2 separate regions of the Homo sapiens genome follow, and region 2 is linked to region 1. Evidence: chromatin contacts called from ENCODE Hi-C or POLR2A ChIA-PET data. All regions are on one chromosome and are shown on one strand. Each heading gives the region's core, a stretch centred on a gene start or an enhancer-like site at or near the end of the contact. The rest is flanking DNA. Distances are from core to core; before and after follow the strand shown.

Region 1 (5,528 bases), core at 3,021-5,520:
ATGATGATCATCAGACTCCGATGAAGACATTCAGAGGTGTTGACAGGTGCTTGGTGTGGGAAGTATAGGAGTTGGGGCCATCCTTTGATGTTGCCAACAGTCTTCTTGGTAAGGTTAAGGGAATGGTTATCAAATTGTGGTAAGAACTATCGGATGGGGTGGCAGAACCACAGTCAGTAAAATTTAAGGTGCTTGCAACAGTTTGGGAGAGCGTCATTAAGGCATTTTCTCTGGGGAGGAAGGCTCTAAGGCAGTTCTGAAAGACAAAGTATCACTAATGTCCCTCTTTCCTCTGTATATCACAGGGTCTAATGTGTATCTTCCTCATGTGCCAGGCTTGTTGCTTTCCTTTCACCCCAGTCGTCCCCTATTCACACCAAGCCCTTTTGTCCAGAGGGCCAGGTGCAGGAAGGATAGTACATTTTGATAAGTTTATAGAGATCCCTTATGTCCACTCCTTGGGCCCACACAGGATACTATAGGAGGACTCGGTGAGCAGTGTACTCAACTCAACTCTTAAGTGTTCATTACCTTTATGATCTAGGACAAGGTCTGTCCAACAAGAGATTGCAGGTGGCTGAACCAGAATTAAGTTTGAATCCCCTAGCCTTTTGTCCAGCCTAACTCTGAAGGTCACACCAACCCAGCTGGCCTAGTGTTACCATTAAGAGAAAGAATGAAACATCATGCCCAAGAATGGTCAGGTCAGGATCCCAAATTTTCCTAACTCTCTGCTTCTTTCATCTGGAACATGACCCAGGAAGCAGCTGAGCAAGATGATCCCTTTCTGGAGAGAGTTACATCCAGTGACCAAACTAAATTGTGGTGGTCAGGAGGAGGTGAGGGAGATAGAGTCAGAAGTATTTTTTTAAACTTTTTCTTTCGAGCTAATTGTAGATGCACATGCAAGTTGTAAGAAATAATACAGAGAAAGCCTGTGTACTCATCACCCAGTTTCCCCCAATGGTAACATTCTGCAGAATTACATTATCTCAATATCTCAACAATATCCCATGGATACAGTCAAGCTATTAATAAAAATTTCCATCACCACAAAGATCCCTCATGTTGTTCTTTCATAGCCAAGCCTACTTGCCTCCTACTCCACCATCTCCTTAATACCTGGCAACCACTTATCTGCTCTTTATTTGTATAATTTTGTAACTTGAAGGATGTTGCACAAATAGAATTACAAAGTATGTATGGAAAGCATCCAGTCTTTCACATTCAGTATAAGGTCAGCTGTAGGTACTTTGGTAGGTGTTCTTTATCAAGTGTGGAAATTCCCTTCTATTCTTCTTTTTCTGAGCGTTTTTATGGTGCTGAATTTTGTCAAGTGCTTGTTCTACATTGATTGATATATTCATGCGATTTTTCTTTTCTTTAGCTTGTTCATATCAGGAATTGCATTGATCGACATTTGTTTTTTTTTTTTTTTTTGAGACAGAGTTTCACTCTGTTGCCCCATCTAGAGTGCAGTGGCAACTGCAGTCTCAACCCCCCAGGCTCAGGTGATCCTCCCACCTCAGTCCCACCTGTACCTGAGACTACAGGTGTGTGACACCATGCTGGGCTAATTTTCATATTTTGTGTAGAGATGGGGTTGTGTCCTGTTGCCCAGGCTGGTCTCAAACTTCTGGGCTCAAAGGATTCGCTGGACTTGGTCTCCCAAAGTGCTGGGATTACAGGCATGAGGCACCACGCCTGGGTTGATTGACTTTAGAATTTTGATTTTGCATCCCTGAAAAAAACTCCACTATGTTGTGGTGTATAATTATTTTTATATATTGCTGAATTCTGTTTGGTAATACGTTGTTAAAGATTTCTGCATCTTCACCTTGTTACAGCCTGGAAAAGGCGGGAGTCTAGGATTTCTACTCAGCCTCTGTTCATGTAGGAGTGAGTGGGGCCAGGGTTTTTCCTGTGGTGTTTGGCTGAAGTAGAGCCATTACTGCCTAAAAGTTTTTCTGTCTTTCTAGGCTTCCCATTTCCTGGTCCTTGACTAGAGAGAGCAGGGTTCGTTGAGACTTTTTTGTCTGTGCCTGTTGTCATTTTTGGGTTGCTGGCTTCTTCAGCTCCAAGTTTGGGGCAAAGAAACAACAGAAAGCAAGCCCAGGGAACTCAGCATCATGTCATTCCTTGGGTTCTGAGATTTCTAGCTCATCTGTCTTCTTCTCTCAACCTCTTGGAGTTTCCAATGTTGGAAAATATATGAAGTCCAGGATTTTTTGTTGTGCTTAGCAGGAGAAATGGAATACTGATGTCCACTCCATCTTCCTGAGAGCAGAAGGATTCTTTTTTTTTTTTTTTTTTTTTTTTTTTAGTGATTTTTGGTCAATATCAGATGCCTGTTGATGGTAATGAGTGTGGAGGGTTAATCAATACCTTGACTATCAGCCCACTGTTGAGCGGCTTCTGTGATAAAAAGTGCAGCATTGTGAGATTACAAATGATTCAGAAAGCTGAACACATGACACATTACTTTCAAGGGCTACATTCAAATGTTGCTCCTTTGTGGGTTTCCTTGACTGCCAGAAGGATTGGAGTGTTGTGGTTGCACTCATGTAGTGCCACTTTACTTGCTGAGCAGGCTCCTGCATTTGTGGGGGTCTTACAGAGTTATGATAACATTGCAGTCAGGTCCATTGAAATTGAGGTGTCTGACTATCCAATTGTGGCAGACAGACTTGTAGGTGGCCCCTGTGATCTCTATTCTCTGGCTTTTCAGAACCGTGGATGGCCATTGGGAGCCTAAGAGCAGTCTTTCGGAGCTAAGGGCAGCCTCTAGCTCACATCTAGAAAGAAACTGGGGAGTCAGTCCTAGAGCTGCAAAGAAATGAATTCTGTCAATGACCTGAGAAAGCTTGGAAATGATTCTTCTCCAGTAGAGCCTGCAGATGACAATGCAGCCCGGCTGACACCTTGATTGCACCCTTGTGAGAGCATAAGCAGAGGATCTAGTTTGGCCATGCCTGGACTTCCAACCTTCAGAAACTGTGCAGTGATATACATGTGTTGTACAAAGCACTAAGTTTGTGGGAATCTGTTGCGCAGCAATAGATGACAAATACACCAACAAACAAGACATTATCATTGTAGTGAAAGCTTTGGACACTCATAATAAATTCTGACCCCTGCAGGGATGGCAAATTGCAGATGAGTTTATGTATCTATGATGGAGTGCTGCAAACATATGTTTGGAGACATCTGTGGTAGGCTGGGATAGGTGCTGGGTCTTGGAGATTATTTTAATATCTATTTTATAAGGTAGTTGTAAGAATTAAATGTGATAATGCAGGTAAAAACTGTTTAATGCGGGGTCTGGTGCCTTCCCTGGCGTGCAGCCCAGTGAGTGTGGCTCTTGCCCACTTAATATTTCAATGAGGGAACGGTTCTGTCAATATGCACAAATTATAATGGCAATTGATTTGCAGATCTCTTCTTTCCTCCTCTCCTTCTAACTCACTAATCAAAAAACTGGTTAACCCTCCAACTGCTTTCCCAAGTTCAAAGCAACGTTTGGCGCAGTCCTTTCTCAATTCTCACACAACAAAGCAGTATTTCTCGGTTCCCTACAACGACCATCACTCAATACAAAAAACCAAGCAGGTCTGCCAAACCACTCTCATACCCAGTCCTGGTCATCTCCGCAGGAACAACTTCAATTCTGGTTAATAAGGACTTCAACGAAGGGTTCATTAAGGTTTTCCCTCCACCGAAAGAAAGAATACCGTCCCCAGGGAGCAGGCTCTTGGGCCCTATTATTTGCTCCCTGGAGAAAGTGAAGAGAGAGGAATCCCAAGGCGTGGCCTGAACGCCCTTTGGGGGCGTGGGCAGCCCGGAGCCCCAGCCTCTTCCACTCCAAGCACCAGGCGCGTCTTATTTTCAGCCCCCAAACGGCTACAAATCATCCGCCTTATTTTCAGCCTCCAAACGGCTACAAATCATCCTGTTTAAACAAAGCGGTCTGTCTAAAAGGAGGGGCATAACAGGGCCGGGGCAGGGGCAAGACCTGGGAGTAGGCAACCTCCCTCTCTGCCCCGAGCCGTCCCGGCCGCGCAGCCGCCGAGTGCCACATCAGCGACGGCGCTGCACTTCCACATTCCCTTAGGATGCAGCCAGCGGGCCTGAGAGAGGGGCGGGCCCGAGGCCCTCCGGAGTGGCGGGCCGCCCGGCCAATCGGCAGCAAGTGAAGAGCTGCGGCCACCAATGAGCTGGGGCTTGTGCCAGCCGCGGCCGCCGAGGCCCGTGCCCCGCGGGGGGAACAGATGAAGCACATCTGGACAGCTGTGCGGCCTCCTCGCGGGCCGACGTCAGCCGAGCACGTCCCCCACGTCCTCTCCTTCTCGCCACTTATTATTTATTCGTTTTCCCAAAGAAGCGACTAGGGACCCAAGTTTAAAAATTCCTCCCCCCACCCAATGCGAGACGTGGCCAGATCCCATCCAACACACGGTTTAATTTTCATGGGGCTCTGGGATCAAAAGAACAGAAACAGCAACAACAAAAGCCCAGCCGCTGTCTGATTTTAAGCTGGCAAAGTGGGAAAAATAAAGTGTTGAGTAAACAGACCAAGTTGGGTAAGTTTTGGATACGTGCTGGATATCATATTTCTCTTGCCGTGATCTCTATCCTGTGTCTTTTTACTGTTCTCACCAGCTTTCTCTTCATCAAGGGGAGAAAAGTAACACTTGCTGCGACAAACTGGACCCTTCGCTCCCTTCTCTTCCGTTTCACTAACATTTTAATTTAATTTTTTTGGTTTGCTATTCTTTTTTTTTTTTTTTTTTTTTTGGTGAGCTAGTTTTAAATATCCTGGGAGCAGCAATGTGACTGATATTCTGTTGTAAACCTCTAACTCCAAAATTGAATCTATTGATAAATTTATTTCTCTATTTTCTTTCTGTGAAAATACTGTGGGTATTTGTAAAGCCAAAATCGTTTTTTATCCCCAACTCTGGGACTGTTTTGATGGGAGATTGAGAAAATTATCTGATCTTTTCAGAATTAACACGTTTGCTTCTGTTAATAGGATGTCTAATATAAATTACGTAAAACCTGGGTTATGCAGGTAGTTGCTGGATTTTTCACTTAAATCTGGAGGTAGTTGCAAGCCAAATATATATCTTTTCGGTATTCTCCTATCCATAGTGGGAGACCTGAATTCCTTTATAATTGTTAAAAACAAACAAACATGTGACAGACCACTTGTGTGTTCATAAACTTATAATTGTATATATATACTATATAGTATATATGCACTATATAGTATGGTATATATACTATATACATGCTATGTATACACTATGCTATATGGTGTATATGCTCTATGTATGCTATATAGTATACTCTATATACGCTATATATTTTGTTGTTGTTGTAGTTTGTTTGTTTGTTTTTGAGACAGAGTCTCACTCTTGTCGCCAAGGCTGGAGTGCAATGGCACGATCTCGGCTTACTGGAACCTCTGCCTCCCGGGTTCAAGTGATTCTCCTGACTCAGCCTCCCAAGTAGCTGGGATTACAGAT
Region 2 (5,528 bases), core at 868-3,367, 69 kb after region 1:
ATTGGTAGGTGAGGGGGAGAGAAACATCATGGTCAAATGGGATAGAAAAGATGCAATATTTAAGCATGTAAGAAAGCGGAAAGGCTGTTGGAGCAAAGGCTAGTAAAGAGGGGCTAGATCCAAGGGTTATTTTAATGGAAAAACTTCATAGAAAAAAGCTAACAAATACTCTATAATGTGATAAAGCTGATAATTGGTGAATTTAATTATATAAAATATTATATAAAATCTATATCTCTTGCTTGGAATGTTTTACTATATACACGTATTCCTATTCAAAAATAAAAATAGACGGAAAACATTTTAAAAGAGATGACTTCTGGTTAAGATGACTTCTGGTCAAGATGACACAGTTTATCTCCAGTGTATCTTGTGTGCTCCTGACACATAGCAATGACAGATAAAATAAAATAAAATAAAATAAAAACCTAGAAAATTGGAAATAAATTTTCAAAAATAAATTTAAACAATAAAGTAGAAAACACTAACTGCAATGAAGCAAAACAAACAAAAACAGGCCAAAGAAACTTGTGGGCTGGATGTAGAACAGAAATGTAGAGCAAGAGTCGAGCTGAGCCTGCAGGCCCAGAGCAGACGGTGATGGTTGGTTTTTTGGCTCCAGTGGAACTAAAAGAAAGTAAAAGGACTCCTTTCAAGGTGGAGGATGAAACCAGGCTTTTGGGACTCTTTGATTGTGTTTTTTTATATATTCTATATTCCTAATGGTTTTTCATCTGATTGATCTCTCACTTTCTAATAGAAGTCTGTTGAAGTTTTATATTACAGGTCTGGATTTGTCCATTTCTTCTTATGTTCATTTTTTGCTTTGTTGTAAGGCTGTTTTCTGCTTCTCTCTCTCTCTCTTTTTTTTTTTTTGAGTTAGATGCTGATCTCATTTATTTTCAGTCTTTCTTGTTTTAAAATAAATGCATTTAAACAAATACATTTGTCTGCACACTGCTAGAGCTGCCTTCTGTAAGATTTGATGTGTTAGTTTGTAGTTTTTTTGATGTGTTGATGTAGTTTTCACTGTTGGGTAATTTTGAATGTTATTTCCATGTGCTTCTCTCTTTAATTTATGAGTTATTTAGGAGTACACTTTTAAGTTTCCAAAAATATTCTTTTTTTCTTATTATTTATTTCTAATGTAATTGTTTTACGGTCAGGGAATGTATTCTCTTTGTAATGTGTTGAGACTTCCTTTGGAATACGGCCCAGTGTCAGTGGTTGTAAATGATCCATGTAGTCAAAGGAAAGTATATCCTCTGTTTGGTTTAGGAGTCCTCATATATTTACTAGATCAAGTTTGTTAAAAAGCGAAATATTCAAATAAAGAAAGGCAGGACAAGAGGGGAAACCCCAAGAGAGCGGAATTATAAACATAAGAGCAGAATTAATGAAATTAATTAGTGTTCAGTTAATAATGACTAATTAATGTCTAGGATCTGAAGGAGGAAGCTGTGGGTTATACCTCAACTGGGAATAGGTTGGCTTAGTGTTGCCCCTTTTGGCAGATAAATGTTTTCATATTTCCCCCAAAAGCTTTTCTAAGGAAGAGATTAATGTCTTTGGGCATAAATCCGTGATTATTTAGAAAATTTTTCATCTACCAATATGTCTAGACTAGACTGTTTCCTTCTTCCTGGTGGTCAGCCTAAATAATGTCCGCAGCTTTAAAGAAAAATGAACATTTAATACCAGCGCAAACACACACACTGGCAGGAAATGAAGGTTTAGCCATAGTGACATTCCCACTACTGCACCCCTCTGAAACAAAACTGTCTAGAAACTTAGGTGAATATATTATGCTTCCAGTCGGTAAGTGTGGCATATGAATGTTTACAGCAAAACGCTGTCTTAAGCTAACAATATTATGTCGTGACTTGCTTTTCACCATATTACCATATTTTTTTCTCACTACTTCTCCATAAATGGTTAATATGTTAATACTTGTGCATGAACTGTGTATAGAGGGATTAGATAAAACATCCACCTAGACTCTTGGAACCGTAAGTATGGAGATGTGAATTGAAGGAAACCAATACTCAGATTGGCCACTTTTTTATCACACACATATAAATGATTGGGTAATACGTAAATGGAGAGGGAATTTCCCTTCCAACTTATTAGCAATGCTTTCTTTCCTGAACCACATCACAGTCAAAAATGCTTTCTCAATAACCTAGCCACATCATGCAATTTAAAAAAGAAAAAAAAATCCTGCAAGCCCCTTTATACTATGAATCATGTTTTCCCTGTGTCTCTGTGTGGGAGAATATTTCAAAAGCTCCCTTTGCAACTTCTCATTCCCAAGCTCCCTCCAGTCATCCTCACCGCCCAGGTGCAGGGACAATCAGGGAATGAGGAAGGTGCTCCTGCTGTCTTTGCTTCTTGTTTTTTAGGACAGTTGCTTCCACTGCATCTCCCAGCTCCACTAGTCCCCCCAGAGATTCCTCCCATCACTGCACAGATCCTGAGCCCAAACGAAAGCTCAGCCTTTGTTTTGCCTTTATGAAGGACGAAAGTTCATTTTTAAATGACAAAAAGGCCCAACTAAGCAGTAATGGTTTGAGGTCTGATGCGGCAGCAGATCAAACATTTGCTTAGGCTTTTAGTGTTGAAATAAATGATTGGATAATCAGATAACAACAGGAAATTCAGACTTCGTTATAGGAAATTGGCCCCAGGCTTATTGCCTATTAGAGAAGATAATTATTTAAATTTGAAATGTGATACTAATGAAGCTTAAACTAGTCGAAACCAGATGTTCAGGAATGGCATACAAGTTACAGCAAGAAAAACTTTTTTTTTTTGCAGATTGAGGTTTTTTTTTGGAATTTTATATAAGGAAATAAATTAAGACGACAAATAAAAGTGTGGTTTCTGTATTTAAAGGAGGATTTAATGAGTTGTGGCAGTTTCTAGCCTTAGTTTGGGCTTTCAGCTTTCCTAATTTATTCGTGTTTGGCCTAGAATGACTATGGAATGTTTCTATGGCTTTCACTGTAGTCACATCAGTTAACTCTGTTCAGTGGCCTCAGTCAAATCTTTAGCTTTCAGCATTAGGCTCTGGGGCTGCTAAAGAGATTGGCGACGGGAGGGGCTCCAAGTTTCTCTTCTCCTGATGTAAACAGCAAAAAGTTTGGTAGAATTAATGATGCCTAATGGAGGTGACTTGAGATTTTATTTTGGAGGCTTCAAAAAGCAATTATGAATGTGGCATGCAGTGACAAGTCCCTGGGCCTGCAGTTTAGACCAACCTGAATCTGTATGCTAGCTTTACCACACTAACTATATGAATCACCATAGATAATATGTTCTGTGCCATTAGGCTTACTACCCCAACTGTAAAATAGAAATATTAATAATATCTCATGGGGTTATTGGGAAAAATATATGCTATAACTTGACAATGCATGCTGTCCTGGGGAGAGGGCTGCTAATTTCAGAGGAAGGGGAGCAGAGGAAGCTTCCAGAAGAAGGTGAAAGATGGAAGAGAGTCACCAATGTGTCTAGGCTTAAGGTTTAGGGCAAGTGATACCCTTTTGCTTATTTTGAACTCAACTGTTGTATTAGTTTCCTAGGGCTGTAGTAACAGATCCCTACAAATTGGGTGACTTACAAGAGAAATTTATTCTTTTACTCTTCTGGAGACCAGAAATCTGAAATCAAGGTGTTGGCAGGGTTGGTTTTTTCTTGGGGTCCAGAGGGAGAATCTGTCCCATGCTGATCTCCTAGCCAACTGCCAGCCATCCTTGGCATTCCTTGGCTTGTGGCAGCAAGACTTCATTCTCTGCCTTTATTATCACAAGATATTCTTCCTGTATTTCTTTGTTTTCCTATGTCTTCACATGGCCTTCTTATAAGGATGCCAGTCTTTGGGTTTAGAGCCAACTCTAATCCAGTATGACTTCACCTTAACTTGATTACCTCTGCAAATACTCTGTTTCCAAATACAATCACATTCAGAGATACTGGGAGTTAGGATTTCAGCATATTGGCAGACACAATTTAACCCACTACAAATGCTAACTCTTATCTCTGGGAGCTGAAGCAGATCACTTCCCAGATCGCAGGTCATGTGGATGGCATTGGAGGAATGTTGGCAGGACTGATGGATGGGATCTGGAGGGCTAGTCCACAGCTCTAAACACTCATCTTCCCTAAAATTCTCCTTTCTACACAGAATTTTTCTGTCAATTTCCATGAATTTGTTGTAAGAGGAAGGCATGAGACCCCAGCTTAGATAACTGGGCCTTTGAACTGGGAGTTGACTATGTGACTCAATTTTCTCTCTTGTTATTCCAAACAGTGAACATAGAGGACCTAGAAATTCTTGCCTTCTTCCGGGGGCTTCAGGGACCTGGGCTCTGGTCACTTTGGCTCCCACAGTGAGCTTTCCTAGCAGTATATAAAAGGGGTATTGCAAAACACTGATATCTCCAAAGCAACAGTCTAACCAGCAGGGTGGCATTTTCCACCTGCAGTTTCTGAGTATTGTGAGCTCATACCTCTAACTTAATGACTGATGTATCTTCTTCCACAGATGTTGACACATCTTGCCTTTAGAATATATCCATGTTCTAATGCAGAGGCCCCAGCCCTTGGTGGGTGAGGCACAGCGGCAGTGATGCAAATGTTTTTGCAGCTGTTTGGGGATGGAGAGGCAAGGGTGTGCATTACTTAATTTTCCTGTTTCTAAAATAGACAATAACTGTATTCTGTGTCCTAGGATATAAAGAAGGGAAAGAGGAAGTTATTGTAAAGTACCTTGCTAATTTCAACTAATAAGGTATTTTGGGAAAATGTATGACTCTGACATTGGTTGACAAATAAAATGCATTGGGCCAGGACAAAAATAGAAAACCTTGGTTGGATCACTCCACTTGGTCAGGAAGGTAAACTGAATGATGAATCAATGGAGACTGCATGCTTCCACTCATGTTTGCCATTTAGGAATACAGGCCTAATGTTGCCAGATAGTTCTATTTTTACAAAAAAGCTGAAAATGCAAACTTTTGTGTAATGTTTCCTAATTTTTTAAGTGTTGGCAACTAAAGCAAATTATTATTATTGTTTTTTTTTTTTTTCCTTTGAGACAGAGTCTCACTCTGTGGCCCAGGCTGTGGGCCAGGAGTGCAGTGGCACAATCTCAGCTCACTGCCACCTCCACCTCCCGGGTTCAAGCGATTCTCCTGCCTCAGTCTCCCAAGAGCTGGGATTATAGGCACATGCCACCAGGCCTAGCTAATTTTTTGTGTTCTTAGTAGAGATGGGGTTTCACCATGTTGCCCAGGCTGGTCTCAAACTCTTGACTTCAGCTGATCCACCTGCCTTGGCCTCCCAAAGTGCTGGGATTACAGGCGTGAGCCACCACACCTGGCCGCAAATTATTGTTTTAAATGTGCAGGCCAGACAAAGCATGTCTGGGAATTAGAGATGTGGCTCAAGGGCAACAGTCTGTCATCTGGTTTTAATGGTAATATAGTGCCATGTCCTCGTGGGACCACCTTCCATCTCAGTACTGA

The links. A loop is a pair of places that touch in the nucleus more often than their neighbours do. ChIA-PET counts read pairs that join two places held with the same protein, here RNA polymerase II (POLR2A). Pooled maps may share reads with other maps.
Region 2: a map of mammary epithelial cell shows a loop between it and region 1 (2.2-fold over the local background). The contact joins the enhancer-like site here to the promoter of TMEM45A in region 1. A Hi-C loop is called at or near these places in 3 of 168 maps with a recorded cell type or tissue (MCF 10A, PC-3 and mammary epithelial cell), 1 of 37 single-sample maps with no recorded cell type and 1 of 50 pooled maps. POLR2A ChIA-PET finds 5 or more read pairs at or near these places in 9 of 52 experiments (AG04450, GM12878, IMR-90 and 5 more).

What each region holds. Positions count from the first base shown.
Region 1 is chr3:100,488,349-100,493,876 of GRCh38, forward strand. TMEM45A (transmembrane protein 45A) reads left to right here and starts at 4,271. Exons shown (of 6, transcript NM_018004.3): 1 at 4,271-4,580. RefSeq lists a silencer at 3,989-4,288.
Region 2 is chr3:100,559,399-100,564,926 of GRCh38, forward strand. All of the region lies in intron 4 of TMEM45A (transmembrane protein 45A), which reads left to right. Among named protein-coding and RNA genes, the nearest start is that of ADGRG7, 47 kb to the right of the region's middle. RefSeq lists an enhancer at 2,228-3,092. Within about 2 kb of position 2,118, at least 2 of the 41 ENCODE cell types and tissues checked have a DNase peak (open chromatin) inside an H3K27ac peak, as active enhancers do; they include mammary epithelial cell, where a contact is called at or near this core.